Regions from separate parts of the Mus musculus genome. Here region 2 is linked to region 1. A link is a loop called in an ENCODE intact Hi-C map of the cell type or tissue named here. Cell type or tissue: left cerebral cortex. All regions are shown on one strand. Links, peaks and the distances in the headings refer to the core of each region. The heading gives the core; the rest is flanking DNA. Region 1 holds the start of Btg1 (BTG anti-proliferation factor 1). Region 2 has its middle 43 kb from the start of 4930556N09Rik.

What was found. Hi-C counts contacts between places; a loop is a spot of excess contacts. Peaks named below come from ENCODE experiments on the same cell type or tissue, not always from the same donor. Only the 100,000 strongest peaks of a DNase experiment are listed, where the experiment ranks them.
Region 2: a loop joins it to region 1, with 2.1 times the contacts of the local background. A loop is called at or near these places in 3 of 42 quality-filtered maps.

The regions. Positions count from the first base shown.
Region 1 is chr10:96,615,868-96,625,763 of GRCm38, reverse strand. Btg1 (BTG anti-proliferation factor 1) reads right to left here and starts at 8,763. Exons shown (of 2, transcript NM_007569.2): 1 at 8,292-8,763; 2 at 2,951-7,488. The coding sequence starts at 8,439. The coding sequence ends at 7,121. In left cerebral cortex, for the core only: CTCF peaks have their summits at 4,865 and 7,244 (motif pointing left); DNase peaks (open chromatin) are centred at 7,315, 7,661, 8,017, 8,412 and 4 more places; H3K4me3 peaks cover 5,776 bases; H3K27ac peaks cover 1,730 bases.
Region 2 is chr10:97,073,404-97,083,299 of GRCm38, reverse strand. No RefSeq gene overlaps it. Among named protein-coding and RNA genes, the nearest start is that of 4930556N09Rik, 43 kb to the right of the region's middle. In left cerebral cortex, for the core only: a CTCF peak has its summit at 5,236; DNase peaks (open chromatin) are centred at 4,982 and 5,157.

The DNA of each region.
Region 1 (9,896 bases), core at 866-8,865:
GCTAAGGTATCAAAAGGCCGCTTTCCTTTGCAGCCAGGGAAGCACTCAGACCACTCCAGATTAGGAAGAGACTGAGAGGCACTGTTTGGTGTAGTGAATGCAAATGACCTGAGGGACCGCATGGAGCAAAGTCCGTGTACTCCCATATAGCAAGGACCACTAAGAATTGAGCCACAGAATGGATGTAAACTGTTTCTGCAGGGATTACACTGCTACACACACCGGGTAGAATGACACCATCTCTCAATTCAACCTGCATCCAATTTAGAACGAGGATCTGAAAGGACCCCCCCCCCCCTTTTAAACTGAAAAGAGTTAGTTCTGAGCCATGATGATAAGAATCTAGCTCAGAAAATTCTGTGAAAGAAAGATCAAGGCCTAGGCTATCTGGAGGTCCAGTCTTCCAAATTGAGGAACAACTCTTCCTTCTATTTTAAAGCCCAAGTACATTTTTACAGGTCCTGTCTAACGTAGACTTTAAGACACTCTAAGCTCTGGCTGAGTGATGGTGGCGCGTGCCTTTGAGCCCAGCAGAGGCAGGCAGCTCTCTGTGAGTTCAAGGCTAGTCTGATCTATAAAGTGAGTTTCAGGACAGCCAAGGCTATAGACAGACACCCTGTCTCGGGGGGGGGGGGGGGGGGGAAGGAGGAAGAAGAAAGGAAGGAAGCAAGGAAGGGAAAAAAGAAAAGAAAGGAAAAGAAAGGGGAAAAAAGAAAAGAAAGGAAAATTAAGAAAAGGGAGAGAGAGAAAGAGAAAGGGATTCTAAGCAAAATCATGCTATGACTGAACATCTGAGGGGAAAACCTTACTTGCTGTGTTTAATTTGGAATCCATGATAAAGTATTCAAATTCCAAACATCCATCTTACAAATGTCCTGTTATGTGGTTTCGCTTGTTTATTTGGTCTGGTCAACAAGCAGGCCCATTTATCTATATAGAATGACTCAGAGAGGTTAAGGGACTGCTCAAAGTCCCAAAGAGCCTGACACAGGCCAAGGACGAATTGTGTCTAATATTCCTTTTACACCAAGGGCCAACTTGTCTAAGAAGGAGAGAGGCCTCATAGCAAACAGTGTTATCTCCTGGGTGTGGCCATTTCAAGACTGTCCAGAGATGGCCAATTAGCAATGTGAAGTTCTATCACTCAGTCCATGCAAAGTGTAGGCAAATCACCCAGGGCAATATCCCTATGGCTATGTGCCTGGTTCCAAAGTCAGAAAGGCCTGAGTTCACATGGCATACTAGATGTTTGGCATTGGGGCAAATTAAGCTATCTTAATGTTCTACCCAGAAAATGAAACATAAAAGGTCCTGGTCTACCTGTCGATCCAACCCAGGTGGTGAAAGAGCCAATGGCAGTAGGCACTGATCATCACAAGCCTCACAAGCCCTTTTTCTAGGAGCACAAACCCATTTAGCTTATTGACCCAAGGGTACAAAATTATCATGGATGAAAACTACAAAACAGATTCAGTCCTGTTTACGGTGTAACTGTCATGTCTAACCAATTTACACTTATGTTCGTTTATGGAGTCTTCTCAAATATAGTCCATTGGTTAGTCATCTTTCCAAAAAGGTAGGGATGGCTTAGATGGAAAGGGGAAAGGTAGAGAGACTTCTGGCTATAGTGTGACAGCTACAAACAATGAAGCGCTGCTCTGAGTTCATCAAGTCAGCTTAACAGCATTAAAGTCCCTGAGAGCCTTTGCATGCCACCATGGGATACAGAGGGACACACAAGACTTTGAGTTGGCAGTAACGATTTGGGGTCATGTGTTGACTGAAAAATGACTTAATTTTATGCAAGCAATGATGTAGATAAGCTAAAGCTATGTGAGGTGACCCTCACCGTACTGTTCCAACAGCTCCTGGTGAATGACTTATCACTTAAAGGACAATTAAAGTCACAATTTTAAGTCATACTTAAACAGGAAGTACTCCTCTTACTTTGCTACGAATCTAGAAAAATCATCTCAGGAATATGCTGATCATGGACTCATCCATAAAAATGTTTTATGCTTACAAAGACAATGACATAGATTTGGTTTCTGTGGTTTTTGAAACACAAAGTCTTACTGTATAGTTGTGGCTGACCTGGATGGAACTGGCTGTGTAAACCAGACTGGGCTCAACTGCTACGAGACCTGCCTGCCTCTCTGCCAGTGCCTTTGTAATACACATGAAAACTACAAAAATATTGTCAAAATGGCATGCTATGAGATGACCATCTAAAGGCTCACTAAAGACCAATGTAGCCATGGTGTCTTCTGTCAGCGTTAATCTGAGGTAGTGTCTCCAAATACAGGAATCCAGCTAACTCAAGTTAACTTCCTGCCCAGTGGTCATTCTGATGTTGTAGGTCTGGTCTAGGATTAGTCATCCTTGTCCTACCAAGAACAGGGTCACAAATGGCCTTCACTATCTAAGGGAGGAAGAAAAGAGGATACCACTGTTTCTTAATGAAGCTTTTAAAAAGCATCATTTCAAAATCCCCAAGAACAAAAGGTGTATGATCTGTTTGCTTTCTGAAATGCCCTTAAGCTTAGCCTTCTGTATGTTCCTTGTCTACACATCCCTCAAGGTTAGTTTCTATATAAAGGCTCAATAACCTACCACTTGGACCTACATGTTTAAACAGTTTGTCCAACTCTGTCAAGACTCATGTGCACTCCTCAAGACTCATGTCTGACCCCAGCAAGTGAGCCCTCACTAACCCTTTAATGTGTTAAGTTCCCCCAGTTTCTAGTTCCTTCTGTTTGACTCTCAGACGATTCAAATAACTTCTTTGCCATCAGTATTCCCTGGGGGTACGCAAATCCCCAAAGGAGCTCTGTGTCGTCAGTACTATAGTACGTAGCAGGAAGGCTCATAGGTATCAGAAATTGAAGCTTGGAATATTCCTTAAGAGTATCTACCAATGGAGGCATTCAAAGAAGAAAAAGGAATACAATTTTATGATGGGTGTCTTTTTTTTTTTTTAATTCCTGTTTGACAACCTAAGCAATGAAGTTATTCATAAATCCGACTGATTTAAAGCTGCAATCAGAACACTAGTGTTAATATTCCACAAATGGTTTTAAAAACATGTTATCAAACCTCACTGCTAACAGGAGGTTTACCCTGGAGCAGCTCAAAATCAAGACACAACACCTTAGCAATGCTGCTTTTTAACTTAAGCATAAACTAAACCACCAGAAACTACCAACAATACACATTTCTCTGGATTACCCAAGTCTGCAATCCTGGCAGGAAGCCTGTGTCGCAGCTCAGTCCAATTTGTAACACAGGGCATTTTACCCTAAAAGATGTTTTGACTCAGCTACGGTCCTGACACAAAAAATGAACTGGGCAGACTGACAGGGTCCACCTGTAAAAGTTTGACTGCAAAGACAGCGTCATCTGGGCTCTGCGTGCTCCCCGTAGGTAAACAAAATCTTTGCAGTTTCAGGTGATGATGCTTTCTAAAGCTGCTGGCAAACTCCGAGAAGCTTATCGAAAGCACCACAACCTGAAATCGGAAAAAGACGGGGCAAGTTTCTTTAAACTTTCACATGCAAAATGCAGCCCGCTAAATTTATAAAGACGAAGAAGTCTCAAAAATCATTAATATATGACCAGGGAAGAGTCCTAAGGTGGGGGGAGACCCAGAAACCTTTAATCACTAAACATGGACACCAGGACCCCTCCCTCCCTTCCTTGGAATGTGAAGCTCAAACCCCGTTAATATTTACAGCAAAATTACTAGTCAGGTGTGGTGGTGCACGCCTTTAATTCCAGTATTTGGGAGGCAGAGACAGGTAAATCTCTGCGTTCCAGGGTATCATGGTGTACATACTGAGCTCCGAGCCAGTCAAGGATACACAGTGAGACCCTTTTTCAAAAAACAAACAAAAAACCCAAAAATTACTTGTCAAAGTGTGAGTTATGGCGACAAAGAAACCTCATAAACAATCATAACAGAAAGCCACTTCCGGCAGAAAGGCCTGCAATTCCAGAACTATCTCAAAGGTAAGGATGACATAAGGGATAGTCACATCCTGTATTGAATGGGGTAATTTTCCTACAGTCCACATCAAGCCAGGCTTCATGGTGCTAAGTGTAATCTCAGTCAGACAGGAGGATCAGGAATTCTGGTCTTCCTTAGCTATATGGCAAGTTCAAGGCTAGCCCAGAGCCTCAAGACCTCTGGTCTCAAAACAAAACATTAGCATGTCAAGGCTTGTTTTAGGATCACAAAGCAAGACCCAACTTGTAAAAATAAGTCCTCAAACTTACTGTTAATTATGAATTCCTAATTTTAGCAGTCATCTTTTATAAATTATTTTTTTTCTTTAATTTGGGCAGTGTAAACCCTTTTAAATTACACCTCTCGAAATAAAAAAAAAAAAAAAAAAAAACAAAAAACAAAAAAACAAAAAACTGGTAGTAAATGACACAGCAGCAGACACTCAGTTTTTTTGTTTTGTTAAAATAGCTAAACCAAACATTAGCCAGAAGCAGTTGGCACGAACTACTCAAGTAGCTATGCTGTGCTGCACACACAGGCTCGGCTCAGTGGTCTGGGGAATGGAGGTGAGAGTCACAGGAAACAGCTGGATGCTAGGTCTGAGATACTTGCAGGCTTCACAGGCCGGATGTCACCTGAACTCTAAAACTGCAGTTTGAATAGGCGCTTCTTTTGTTCAAGCAGCAACAAAAAGTCTTGACAGCAAAGTCAAAGACACTTCTCTATTTCATTTATGATGATGACATCTTAGGTACTCAGGATAGACCTGAACAGTGTGGAAGAGTCCAGTGTTCAAAGCCAGTCAGGCAGCTTCCAAGGAGTTCCCAAATGATACACAAATTGGCCAGCAGGAGAGTGAGACCTGCTTTAAACCAGCCTGGGATATAATGCTCAAACTCAAATTTGAAATGAGGGACCTTTTAGAGAAAGGGCTAGATGAAATATGTCATTTAAAAAAAATGTCACAATGAGACCCATTATTGTGTAGAAAGAAGAAGAATCTGAGCTCCTGGTCTGGAGCTGTGCCATATTATCCGAGACGCCTGCATTCTGGGGGCTAAAGCAGGAAGATCTAGAGTGGGGGGGCCAGCCTGAGCTACATATAGAACAAGAGACCATCTCAGAAAGCAAAATAAGGGAAACAAAATCCAAACTCTTCCAAATAGCCTACTGACAAAAATATATGAATTCCATTCGTACTCTTAAATACATGGCATGTTTAGGGTTTAGTGATGTGTTTCTGGATCGTTAATAAAAGTATCAGGGAAACTTATTACAAATTAAAAAACAAAACAAAACAAAACCAAAAAACCTCCAATTTGTTTGGAAATACTACTGACTTAGAACAATTACTGACTTAAAGTCATTTAAATTGCCTCAATTCCCAGTGTTCACATGTTTTCACATGCTGCCCCTCCCCCAATCCAGTTAATTTTAACTGTAAAGCAGAACTCAAATTTCTGCTTTCAATTTCCACCAAAATATCAGTTTATCTTCTACAACCCCCAAACTAGCAGCATGTCTTTGCCCATGAGGTACACGTTACTAACCTCCAGCACAACACTCAGTTTCCCCTGCTATGGAAATGCGGACAAAGCCAGGGCTTCAACTTTTGAGAAAAGAAGTGCATCAACGTACCTGTTGTTGGATTCCAGCTTAGGGGATTTTATTTTATGTAACTCTTGCAAGATGAGAACCAGAAAGCGGCAGATGGCTCTGCTGTGATAAGCCTGTTCTTTAAGGCTATAGGTCACCTGCCCCAGGATTTTCTAAAGGAACAAATCCAAGGGGGCAAAAGAACTGTTTCTCAAAGGAGGGCCAGAGAGGATTGTTATCTTCACTTCCCCAGGAAGCAGTGACTGGGATCCTTTGGGCATCGCCACTTTTGGAAGATGTTACCTCTGTCTTTATCCTCATGAGATCATTAGCTTGTGAATGTGTCCATGCTTTTAACCTGAGTTAAAAAATCTAAAAGCCTTCCTCTAGTTCCTTCTGATTAGTTTCTAATTACACCTCTCCCAATGTGTTTGTGTGACCAGTGTGCAAGTGACATCCACACAGCTTACAAATCTAAGACGTCTGAGAAAAATATTTTGTAGCTGAACCTCTGTAATCATGACAAGAGATTGATTAAAATGCCAAGATAAGAAACAATTTATTATAGAGAGAAGAAAAATTTCTCATCCAAAATATAGAAATCTGTACAACTTTGCCACAATCAATATACATGAACTGTACAAATTTACACCAGTTCATAATTTACCAAATAAAAGATGACTAACAAAGTTCACAAAATAGATGGTGGTTTGTGGGAAAGACTCTTACCCAATTGAGTACAAGGAAAGTTACAAACCAGACCTCCACTTTCTAAAAATAAGAAGTTTACTCCACTCAGTCTTAGAAAACTACAAGCTAGCAAATGTACAGAGAGCTGGCTGGTGCTAACAACCACAGTTGAGACAGTGTCTTTTTGAAGGGTCTTTTCAAAGCCTGCTGCCATGGCAGAGCCTGGTCGCTCCCTACTCTCAACGCCAAAAACACAAGGTCTGACCATTTCCCCCAGGTCATGCGTACTAAGTTTGTCTTTATGTACATTTATACATTTTAAGTGCTAGGTAAAAGTCTCCGTGTAAAAATTTTTCCAGTACTACCATGCTTAAAACATTGAGCTTTCCTATTGAGCTGCCAAAAAAGTTACTGAGAACTTTCAAGTGTAATAGTGCAAATTCCCCTGCAAGGTTGACTGCGAAAGAGGGTTCTTTGAAAGACAGAATTTCCTTAAAGGGACTGCTGTGACAAATTGGGTATAAGGTCTGGGAGAAACTGAAACCACCCTTCGACTTCACTCCCTAGCAAATAAAGTGATCCTTTCCTTGGACTCACAGGCTATTTAAATCACTGAAAGGTACTGTCCAAACTATGGCACTGTCACTAAATTAAAAAAAAAAAAAAAGAAAGAAATAAAAAAATTATTACCACTCTATCTTGTGCCAGATCTTCACAGCTGTGACATGGTTTAAATTCCATAATCCATCCCCAAGAGGAGCCCACCCAAAGCAAAAAAAATCAAATTCATCCATCCATTATAAGATGATCCATCCAATAGACTATATCTTAACCTGATACAGTCATCATATTGTAGTTTTTGGAAGGGCTTGTTCTGCCCAAGAGAAGTTCCTCCTTACAGCTGATTCTGCTGTCTACCATTTGCACGTTGGTGCTGTTTTGAGTGCTACCTCCTGCTGGTGAGGCTTCGTACAGCACGCAGATGGAGCCATCCTCTCCAATCCGGTAGGACACTTCGTAGGGGTCAACCCAGAGTGTGAGTTCACTTGGGAGAAGCCTGAACAACTCCTGACTGCTCAGTCCAATCCGCTGGGCTGCCTGTCCAATCAGAGGATCCATCTTATGGTTGATGCGAATACAACGGTAACCTGATCCCTTGCACGGCTTTTCTGGGAACCAGTGATGTTTGTAATGTTCTGTGGAAGAAAAGAACAGAGAAACAATGCTCAGGACGGTAGTCAACGCAGCCGTACCGTAGCGTACTTTCCTCCTCCTGCTGCTAGCTTCTTAGCGAAGCGAAAATGAAAACCACCAACTTTCACAAATGTCCGGGACCGAATTCGCTGTCGTGAGACAGAATAGAGAAAGCAAAGACACTGTGGCAAACACTGTCCGGGTACTGACCGGTTGAGCCGCCAAAACAGGAATCCCGCGCGCAGCCCTGGATGGCCAACTAGCTGGATGGCACAGGCAAGCGGGCGGGAACCTGTTTACTTTCTCCACCCCAACGGGGTCCCATACAATAGACTTTATGGAACTGGTGGGGGGTGGGGGCAAGACAACGCCACTATGGCCAGTTAACCCCAAAGGGAAGAAAACCCAAGAAACCTTAAACCAAGATCTGGGTTGGGTTGTAATTGTACCGGTGACAAATCCGATGATTAATGGGCAAGAGGCACAGGAGGTGCGGAGACCTGGCACGTCCGTCCCGGGCCGGCTCCGAAACACAGAGGCGACAAGCCACCCAGGGGCTCAGCCGCAGACTCTCGCAACGGTCGCGGCGACCCGGCAGAGGAGACCGACGGGACTCCGGGCCCTGGGTCTTTTGTCCCCCGCGACCGGCCGGTAGCCGTCGGGGCGCAGCTCCGCGTCGCCCCGCTTCGGATCCTTTGTTGTGCGTGTCGCGGCGCCCCGCCGCCCAGCTCCCCCCCCCTCCCCCAGCCACGACCGGGACGCGCCCGTTAGTGGCGACCCGCGACGGTCCCCGCGCCCCGCTCACCTGCCAGCAGCTCCTGCAGGCTCTGGCTGAAAGTCTGCAGCTGTCGCTCGCTCGTGAGCCCCTTGGTGCGGAGGAACTTGGAGATGAAGGACACCGCGGCGGCGATCTCGCCTATCATGGTGGCGGCCCGGGTGTAGAAGGGATGCATGGGGGCGGCGGCCGGGGGTGGCCCGGGGCGGCCGGGGCTCGGCCCCGACGGCGAAGCGGCCACCCCGGGCTCTCGCCCAGACCCGACGGCCGAGAGGAAGCGAGGGCGCGAGGCGCGGACGGCTACTGGTTCTAGGGGATTTTTTTTCTTTCCTTTAGAGTAAAAAAGTTATTTTCAAGCCAGGAGGCGGCAGGAGAGACAGAGAGAGACGAGCGATGGCGGCCTGGTCACATCGCTCGGACCTCCCCAGCCGCCTCCGCCTCCAGCTCGGTAGCCTCCGAGGATCCCGAGAGTTGCATTTCCAGCTCCGAGGGGCGAAGAGCTGCCGCCGCCGTGCAGCTCATTTTATAGGGCTGCGGAAAGGAAGTGGCGTACCCGGGGCGTGAGGGCGGACGCCAGCCAATCCGGAGATCGCACCATTGTGACGCAGGCAGATTCGGGGCTGGAGGGGGCGGGAGAAAGGCCGCCAGGGGGCGTGCCCAGAGGCCGGGATGAGAGGGAGGAGCTGACGTAATCTGCTTGTAAACAAATAAACCCCCCGAGTGGCAGCCTGAGACTCCGGAGCGGTGGAGGGCGGAGAAAGAAGCCAAGGAGGCGCGTGTGAAAGCTCCGCCCCCGAGCTAGCTCCGCCCCCGGTTCGGGCCAGCGGGGACCCTCCAGTCCCCGAGCGGGCTCCGGGTTCCTCACTTACTGCGGTGTGGCTGGAACCTCAGGACTGAGGTTCGGTCTCCGCAGCCCCAGTCCTTTGCGTACCCCATGTTTACATCTGAGCCCAGTTCCAGCCGGCTTGGCTGGCAGCCCTGGCGGGAGGAGCGTGCGGTGGCGGAGACTAAGGCTCCGCTAGGGAATGGAAGGAAGGACTCGCTCCCTGGAGCTATCCTGCGGCTTAATCCAAGCCATTGCCCCTAGGGTTTGCAGAACCCCGGGGGGCTGGGGGGGGGGAGAAGATGAGCCTTGAAACTCATAAAAATCTGCATATGTATTTTAGAAAGGCACAACAAATTCGTTTTTCTAGTTCAAGTGATGTCAGAACTTTAGAGTTGTGCTGCTGTTGACACATAAGATAAAACTTTAAGCTTGTCGAGAGTGTTAAGCATAGACACCCATATTTACTGGCAAAGACGGTTGTAAACAGCCTAGAAAAAAAGGAAAGCATGAGCCTGCTAAAACTATTAGACCCAAAATAGGGTTAACCCAACTCTCTTAAAGTAGGAGAAGGGAGAGAAAACAATGAAGTCCAGGCAGGAAGAAGAAAGCAAACAAGAGGCAGAAGTTGAACTCTACCAGATGGAAATAAATATTTAGAGTTTAGTTGGTCATCAGATGCAATACACACCACTTTAAAATATATATATGTGTGTGTGTGTGTGTGTGTGTGTGTGTGTGTGTGTGTGTGTATGGAGCTAGAGGAGAAACAAGAGGATAATTGGTTCTGAAATTAATTTGAAAAGGTGACC
Region 2 (9,896 bases), core at 711-8,710, 460 kb before region 1:
TCAGAAAGACGTAATGGTTTTCAAGAAATTTGAATTAGGATAAGCTGAAGTTCCAACTATTGCATACATCATATTTCTAAAGATTATTTAAAGTCACATTAAAAGACTGCCCGTCTCATCATTTTTCCTAGTGATAAGTCACCAGAATTTAGCAATTTTTAATCATAAAAAGTTAACATTTTTGAGCATTAATGTTGAAACTCCATAGTAAATGCCACTTGACTCAAATTTAACATATGATTAGAATAAATGTCAGACTTTAAAATCAGGAGCTGACAAGTTGGCTCCTGGGTAAAGGCACTGTGTAACCTGGTGACTGGAGTCTGAGTTCCAAGACCCATATGAAGGTAGATGGAGAGACTCAATTTCATAAAGTTGTGCTTCTGACATCATGATGTGAGCCATGATATGTGTGCCACTTACACACATCATGAACACACCTCATACTCCACAGTAACAGTAATAGAGTCAAGAAAAATAAGCAAAAACTGGTAGGTGCTTCTTATACATTCTTCTTAATGGGATGGACAGGGGTCAGCAACGAAAGCTATTATGTGCATGGTTTTTAATTAATTATTTTATTTATTTACACTCTGGTCATTACCCCCTTCCCTAACCTCCTCCCTGGTTCCTCATTCAATTCCTCCTCCCCCTTACCTCCAAGAAGGTGGTCCTCCATCCTGGGTATCCCCCTCCCCTGGGGCCTCAAGTCTCTTGAGGATCAGGCATATCTTTCTCACTGAGGCCAGACCAGGCAACTCCCTGCTATGTATGTCAGGGGCCTCAGACCAGCCTGTGTATGCTTGGTTGGTGGCTCAGACTCTGGGAGCATCCAGGGGTCAGGGTTAGTTGAGAATGCTGGTCTTCTTATGGGGTTGCCATCACCTTCAGACCCTTCAGTCTTTCCCCCAATTCCTCCATAGGGGTCCCTGACTTCAGTCCAATGGTTGGGTGTAAGTATCTGTGTCCTTTTAAAACGTGCTTTCTTCCCCTCCCTCCTCTTCCTCATACTAGTAGTACTGAGTAGATGTATGCAGCAAACACTAAAACTGAGGACATTTCTTCAGAATTCATTAACTGAAACCTGCAAAATAAGGGAAAGAATGCTTTCAAATGAAATCCTCCGCTCTAATTAATCCCAGAGAGAGGGAGAGATTGCAATGAAGTTGAATACAAATTCTTCTGTCAAGCCTCACGTTGTCTTCCTACGCTCACCACCCCCACCCCACCCCCACCCCGGGCCAGCTGAATTCAACAATTAGAAAAGGTTTATACAGTCACACATTTAGAATATCACTGATACAGAGAACTTTATAACTTTGGAGTTTCACATGATCAAATCAACACTTAATCTTCCAGGGAGTGATGCTGAGGACTTCAGTTAGGAAGCTGATTATAAGATCCCCTGATCTTTGGGGAAGGTACCGTTAAATTGACCATTGGGCATATGCTTGGTTTTAATCCCTTACATTAAATTTTGCTGAGCCAATTAACAACACTAACTTTTCCCTGTTTTATACTGAAACTTAGTGTGATAAACATATTATCCATAGGAAATAGTTTTCATGTTAAAACAGTAGACATTTATTGAATTTTCTTTACTCCAAAAGCTCTTAAAATTATCTGAAAAAATTTTTTTAGTCTTCCTATACAAATAAATAGAAATGAACAATATTTAAGAAATGCTTTTTCTACTTTGGCCTGGAGGACATTTTGGATCAAGTTGTGGGGTTGCATTTCCCTGTACTTAGCAGCATCTCTAGGCAGCATTCCACTCATTATGACAACCACAGATGTCATCAGTATTGACACATGACCCACAATTCCACCTCCCACCTTCCAAGGGACATAATTAACCTTTGCTGAGAACCACTGCTGAAAGCTACTGTTTTTCAGAACTTGTAATATAGACAGAAAGACAGCAGAATACACTCTCTTAAAATATACCCTTTGGCTATGAGGATTATTTTGAGCTGAAAAATGTTTTTAAAAATCTATTAGGTCCAATAAAGTCCTGTATGGAAGGCAGCCATCTTATCACCAGGGATTGAGAGTCAAGGTGGACAGAATTGCTTAGAGAAAACCCTGGTAAGCTGGCTTTATTTTTATGGATACTTCTCAACAATTCACTAGCCTTGGTTATGTTTTCACAATTCCTACTTCTTCTCATATAACTAAATATACAATACACATTTATATAAATTACATATAATTTTTAAATATATGTATAATATTTAGATTATAGTGTAAATGAAACATACCATAAATATAAATATAATATTATATCTATATTGTAACAAATAATATATTTTAATAGGAATATTCATAATATAAATAAAACAAAATATTCAACACATAAAAATTCAAATTGCTCATCTTCTTTAGGTCTTCCCTTCCTCAGAGGTACCAATAACGTATAACATTTAAGCACATAAACACGTTCTTCTCCTTTTATTCTGTCTGTATCAATTCTATTTATAGGTGTACCCCAAAACTCTGAGTAGAAACATAAACATTTTCCTTCCTACACCCCAAAATGAACAACGGCCCTAGACAGCAGGAAGCAGCTGCTGAGACATGACACCCTTGTTCCCTTTTCACCATCAGCTTCTCCCCTCTCTTTTTCTTTCTCTCTCTCTCTTTCTCTTTTTTTTTTTTGTTATTTTGTTTTGTTTTGTTTTGCTTTGCTTTGTTTTGTTTTTTCGAGACAGGGTTTCTCTGTATAGCCCTGGCGGACCTGGAACTCACTTTGTAGAACAGGCTGGCCTCGAACTCAGAAATCTGCCTGCCACTGCCTCCCAAGTGCTGGTATTAAAGGTGTGTGCCACCACCGCCCGGCTCCCCCTCTCTTTTTCTTTCCTTCTATTTACAATAACAAGAAGGGAGGTATATTGGCATCAGGACCTCCCAACCCTATGACATCACATAGGCAACTACGCGACCTACAACATATTCCCAGCATCTACTTGGCTCACATCCCATCTTTACCTGCGTTATGTCATTTTCCATGTAAATAAGGAGAACGCCCCTCCCTCACTCTCTCTCTTCTTCTCTTTCTTCCACCACTTTCTCTCTCTCTCCCAATAAAACCTCTTCCACGTGGAACTGTCTTGGTCTAGTGTGCTGTTGAGACATGACCCGCCATTCTAACACATCAGTTTTAGTGCAACATCAGAAAAGCAGACTGGGTAGTCTTATCACTTTTGAGTATATTCTAAAGCCCTTGCATTGGGGAATCAAAAACTTCCTTCTCTTTTATTGAGCTGTATCTGAAATATTCATTGTTTTTATTTTTTGTTTTGCTTAAGAGAAAAGAGCTGTCTTTTCCACTGCATTGAGCGGAAGAGCTCTTCATTTTCTCCATTGAAAGGATTCCTTAGCATTGTCTCAAAGGACCCATTGCAACAGAGTACTTCAAGTTGACCAGTTCTCCATGTCAGATGAGAACACAGAGACTGTGAATAAACAGCCGAGGTGCGTCTTCCTTGTTAAACTCAGTGCAGAGCGTATGCAAAGGCAGTAAGTGGCTGCTTTTTATTGATGCTCTCTTTTACAACCACACAGTTTCATGTTTTAATGAGCCCAGGCTTAAGTAGTAAAGGTCTCTTCTGACGTCCAAGGCCAGCAGTGTCTCGATTTCATAATAGTCCAATTCTTATTGAGTTCAGGAAAGAAGAGAAGTCATAATAGTCATTTTAGAAACATTTGATGGAACTTCCAAGCCCTTCTAGGCACATTTACATTACCCCCATTTGCTCGGGGTGGAAAGGCAATTACTCTGTGGAGATGGTGCAGTCAAGTCTGTAAACAGTTATTACATTTCAATTAAAGCTGCATGAAACTCTACATATTTGGTTTGCAGGAAATTAATGCAAATCTTTTTTGATGTTTCAATTCGCAAGGGTGAACTATCCCACACATTTGGCTCTAGGCATAACACTCAGGCCCTTTCAAACATCAAAGACTATTTTCCCAACGTAAAACATTTGACCTGGGGTTAAATTTTCCTAAAATACCAGTCTGTACTTAAACGCCCAAGTTTTCAAGCTGTATGGAAGTTTTGCTAAAAGAAATCAACGTAAGGTAACTTTCTAGCAGGGAACACATTTTCTGTAAAGCTTTTAGTGTCCAACATGCACTGGATCTGTTCATTGCCTTGGCTGAGAATCCATAAATCATAAACAGAAACTAGATTTTTTTTTTGCTTATGAAAGATTGAGAGGAAATAAACTAACGTGCATTAAACACCTACTATATCCGCATCACTTTTCTGGAATGGTTTTATTAAATTCACCCATTAACACTGTATGTATGTATGTATGTATGTATGTATGTATGTATGTATGTATGTATGTATGTATATGAGTACACTGTGACTGTACAGATGGTTGTGAACCTTCATGTGGTTGTTGGGAATTGAATTTAGGACCTCTGCTCACTCCGGTCAACCCAGCTCACTCCAGTTGGCCTGGCCCCCTTACTCTGGTCAACTCCGCTCAGTCTGGCCCATGGATTATTTATTATTATCCATAAGTACACTGTACATTCCTCTTTATTCAGGGAAACTTCTTAAATTACACAGGTGGGTGGTGGTACCACAAATAGATGCACAACTTTCTTTTTTTTCTGAAGCCCTTGGCATGTCTATCTTCCACCAAATGAAAATATAAGGACTGTAGTTCATGTTCACAACCATCACATGGTTTTTTGTTGTTGTTGTTGTTGCTGTTTCTAGTGCTCATTCCCTTCCCTCGGACACTCTCTATAATAGCTGAGGTGGTCATCTACTCTTTGTATGAGTAACCTCCCCCACATTTCTGTTTTAGAAAAACACACAAATAACACACACACAAATGATCAAGGGACTGTTTTCAGCCTCCCTCCCCTTCTCTCAAGATGTGTTACATATGGTGGGGTGGGGGTTGGGCAGGCAGAGCAAGACTGCAGGCAGAATAGAGGACTTCACACTTCCATCGCTTCCCATGAAAAATAACATATGGGCAGAACATTTATTTGAAAGAACAGATTTGTTTCTAGTTGCTCTCCAGCAGTTGAAAGAGAAAGAAAGAAAAAGAAAGCCTTTTAACAGCCATCTGAAAATACTCCCCCAAGGAAAGAAATAGAGTTGATCTTTTTAGGGATTACAGAATTAACATGAACAACTCTGAGTCATAAGGAGTCCACGGAAATGTATTCCCGGCGCTCCTGCTGTCGTGAATCTACCTCTCCACTAGGGATGGCAACACAGTCTGTGCTCCAGCTCATGATTTGTAATTTTTGTAGAAAAGACATTTAAACATAATGCATTTTTCTTTTAGCCATTTTTCAAATGAACCCTCTATTTTATCCCTTACTCGGCTTTTTTTTTTTTTTCAACCTTCTCAACTTCCTGATACACATACTCCAAAAGTCATTCCAGAAGATGAGAAAACAAGTCCCTGACCTCCATCATTTGTATTCCAAAGGCCATTTGTTTCCCATCATGCCAGTTTTGGTTGAGATCTGGTTGAGATCTGGACTGATTCACAACTCTTGGCACTGTCAAATTCCTCAGGCCCAGAAAAAGAAAAAAAAAAAAAAAAAGACATTGCCAGGAAACAAATTAAAAAGTTCAATTTAAAATTGTATCTACCCTCCAAGCTCCTGGTTTATAAAAGTATTCACAGCTTATGTCCAGGCTAAGATTTAATTTAAACCACATGAGAATTAAGGGGGATTAGCCTCCTGGAAGCTTGCTAATTTTTAAAAACAGAAATCAAAAGGGAATGAGAAAGCCTACAGGCATATTTGAAGAATATAAATGTGAGGGGCTGGAGAAGTGGCTCAGTGGTAAAGAGCACTTTGTTGTCTTGGCTGAGGACCTGGGTTAGGCTCCCAGCATTCCCAGGGTGGCTCCCAACCAACTACCTCCCTCTTCTTACCTCTGCAGGCGTCAGGTATGCAGGTAGATGGTACATATGTGCGTGAAAAGGCGATGAGTAAAGGCTTTCATTGATGCTCCCCTTTTACAACAACGTAGTTAGTTGTTTTAATGAAACCAGGCTTAAGTAATAAATGTCTCTTCCAAGTCCAAAGGCCAGCAGTGTCTTAATTTCATGATTGTCGAGTCCTCCTGAAGTTCACAAAAGAAGAAGACACTGTTCTTGTCAGGCATTTTAGGAACATTTGATGGGACTTCCAAACCCTTCTAGGCACATTTACATTGATCCCCCATTTATGTGGAAAAAGCATCCACACATGCAAGCAAAACACTAGCACACATAAATCTTTTTAAAAGGTTTTTTTTTTTTTTTTAAAGAATGTATGTGAACTTTTCTCATATATCCAGCATAAGTGATCACAGAAATGGACCCTCCTTTTGTGGTTGCCATGGCGCTAAGAAAGATTCATCACCTCCCTGTAGCAAACTCTGATGAGACCATTCTTTCTCCCCATCAAGATTTGCACCTTTATCAACCCATGGTTGGTGGCTGTGCACGAGGTCCCACCTTACCTGGCAATTGCTCCTTTAATTAGCTGTTTAGCTGACCATCTGAAGACCTTCCTGAAGGAAGCCTTTTAAGTGAGAGCCGATCCTAGGAAAGGCAGAACGCAACTCAGACCCGAGGAGTCAGAAAACACAAATGCTCATCAGCACACAAAGTGGGCTTGGGATAAATGCAAAATTATCATCAAGTCCTGTTGTTGAGAAAAATAAAGCAATTTTTTTTGTTTTATTGATTCAAAATTGATTTTTTTCCATATAATATATTCTGATTATGGTTTTCCCTCCCTCAGCTCCTTCCAGATCTTTCCCACCTCCCCTCCTGCTCAAATCTACACTCTTTTCTCTCTCTCTCTCTTTCTCATTAGAAATCAGGCATCTAAAAAATACTCAAATACAACAAAATAAAATAAAAGGATAAAATCAAAACAAACAAACCAAAATAAGAGAAAAGAGACAAAGCCAAGAAAAGAAAAGGGGCCAAGGAAAAGGCACACAAACACACAAGGACAGAGACACATGCCTTGGCACACGGTGGATTCCAACAGAAAGACTAAGTCAGAAACCATACTTTATGTTCAGAAGACCTGTAGGGTAAAAGGGCAAAAAGGACCTTCAAAATCACTATTGGGTTTGCTTTGTGTTGACCATTAAATTGTAGTACAGAAGGAAGATGGAAAGTACATTTTTAGCATACTAATATCTTTACAGTTGGATGATTCCAGGTGGGTTTTCACAAATGCTGATAGATTCTTATGGAATTATTCTTTCATAATTTAAAAAATATATTTGTTGTTTTGTTTTTATTTTTACATTCCTCTCTCTGTGTGTCTGTCTCTCCCTCCCTCCCCCTTCCTGTCCCCCTCCCCTCCCCTTCCTCTCTCTTTCATTCTCTCTTTCTCTTTCTCTCTCTCTCTCTCTCTCTCTCTCTCTCTCTCTCTCTCTCTCCCCTCTCTCTCTCCCTCTCTCTCTCTCTCTCTCTCTCTCTCTCTCTCTCTCTCTCTCTCTCGTGTGTGTGTGTGTGTGTGTGTGTGTGTGTGTGTGTGTGTGTACACTGGCCATTTATGTCAGGAAACATCCCCAGCCTCATGTTTATCTATCTAGTAATGCATGGTCTCTCACTGAGACCCTGATGCGGCTTGCTTTGGGGACCTTCCTGTCTCAATATTTTCATGCTGGGATTCCAGAAGGGCTCAGACACATGGAGCATTTACATTGGGCAAGATCCAAACTCCAATCCTAACACAGAAGTGACAAGCCTTTTGACTCCTGAGTGAGCTTCTCAGCCCCTGAATTTCTCATTTTGATGTTGCTATTTCAGACTGCCCAGCCTTCTCATGCAGTCTCTTCTCCACACAAAGGCTAATCGTGGCTTTGACACACTGAGGTCTGCCAAAAGGAAGCTCAAAAATATATGTATGTCTGGACCCTCGATGCTCACAAAGGCTGTATCGTGTAAGTCCATGTGGATCTAGTACCCACCATATACAAACCTGAGCTGAGAAGTTACTGTTTCAAAACATTTCCTAAAACAGTAGTAACTCCTCTTTCCACTCTTTCAGAGCAAGAGCTTTGAATTGTGACCGTTCTTGATAATGAAGAAAATCTTCTTCACTCAAGTTGTATCTCTGAATCTTGACGATCTTCCTCTGTCTCTCAATTTACTAAGTAGTTCCAAATTATCGTTGAATCATATCAAGCCATGCCCAATTCTCTTGGGCTCAATCTTGTCTTATTTTTCTCTATAAAGAAATATCATGTAATATCTCTATTGAAAGCACTCTATAAACCTTCCGTGCCGTGCACACCTTTAATCCCCAGCACTTGGGAGGCAGAGGCAGGCAGATTTCTGAGTTTGAGGCCAGCCTGGTCTACAGAGTGAGTTCCAGGACAGCCAGGGCTATACAGAGAAACCCTGTCTCGAAAAACAAACAAACAAACAAACAAACAAACAAACAATAAATAAATAAATGTATAGATAAATAAATAATCATCCATACTATGAATAGGAAAAGCCACGTCCTTTGTAACTGCTTTAAAAGTTCCATGTGTGTTACACTTCTCCCTCTCTCTCTATCTCTCTCTCTTTTGGTTTTTCCAGACAGGGTTTCTCTGTATAGCCCTGGCTGTCCTGGAACTCACTTTGTAGACCAGGCTAGCCTCACTCCCGGCTTTCATTTCTCGGTCCTTTCACTCTATATTTCCAAAAATCATGAACAGTCATGGCTCAGTTTTTCTCTCTGGACACAGTGCCCTTCCTTCATTTATTCATGCAGGTATTCTCAAGTCATCCTTCATCAGCTATCATATTGATCCTTACCAGCTCACTGAAAATTTAGTCTCTCCAGTTCTTCTCAGCCCCTTCTTTACTTGACTTTATCACAGGGCATCAAATAAACTATTGAATTCCCTTACTATCTTTCACCTCTGTTAGCTTTTGTTCAGAACTAGACCATAAGCTCTGTGAAGGTGGGACTTTTGGGGAATTTACTAATCATTCTACCCAGCACCTGAAACTGGAACTGGTACAATATGATGAATATTGATGAATAAAGAATTATAAATGCTTTTTTTTGTGAAGGGTATTTCTTAGTGTGTATCTTATAACAAGATTAATAATTGAACTAAAACCTACTTAAAAGATGATATTAGTTCTACAGACTGAATTTAACCAATATAGACCAAATCTCTGTAGGGCACAATAGAAGGAATGGATAATGGCAAAGAATAATAAGCAAAGAATAGGAAAAAAGGAACACAGAATGGGCAGTAGATAAAAACTGGCTATTCCTATTGATTTGAAGGAAAATTAAAGTGATTTGCTGGCCAGAGACCTACCTTCTATCAGTAGCTCTTTCTCCTCCTTGTTCTATAGTATGTAATTGGAGTCTCTTACTTTCTCTGTAAAACGAGTCTAATAAACCCTACCTCTATAAAACTGCCTTGAGAAGATAAAATGATATATAGTGCCTATATCTTGTCTGGCATGTAGGAGGTGCAATGTAATGAAAGCTGCCCTGCTTCTCTGTCTGCACACAGGGGCTAGAAACAGATGCCCCAGCACCAAAAAGCAAAACAAACATTCAGATCTTAGCTTTCAAATGCTGTTCTCTAATAAAAAGAGCATGGCTAATTGACAAAGAGAAGAATATTTCAGGACTGGAACAGGTAAAAAATCAACTTGAATCTAGTGTATATATTACTAGAAAGTAAGGAAATGCTAACTAATGCACCATGTGTTAGAGGATGCATATCATAGATGGGACTGTGATTGTGTAGACCCAATGGAATTCTAGGAAATCTCTGCTCACTTCTATTGTGTATCAGAAATGATTTTAAAAAATGAATAAACAGAACCTATTCAAAGTTGGTGAGAAAAAGAATGGAGGCAAGTTTTCTCTGTTACCAAAGG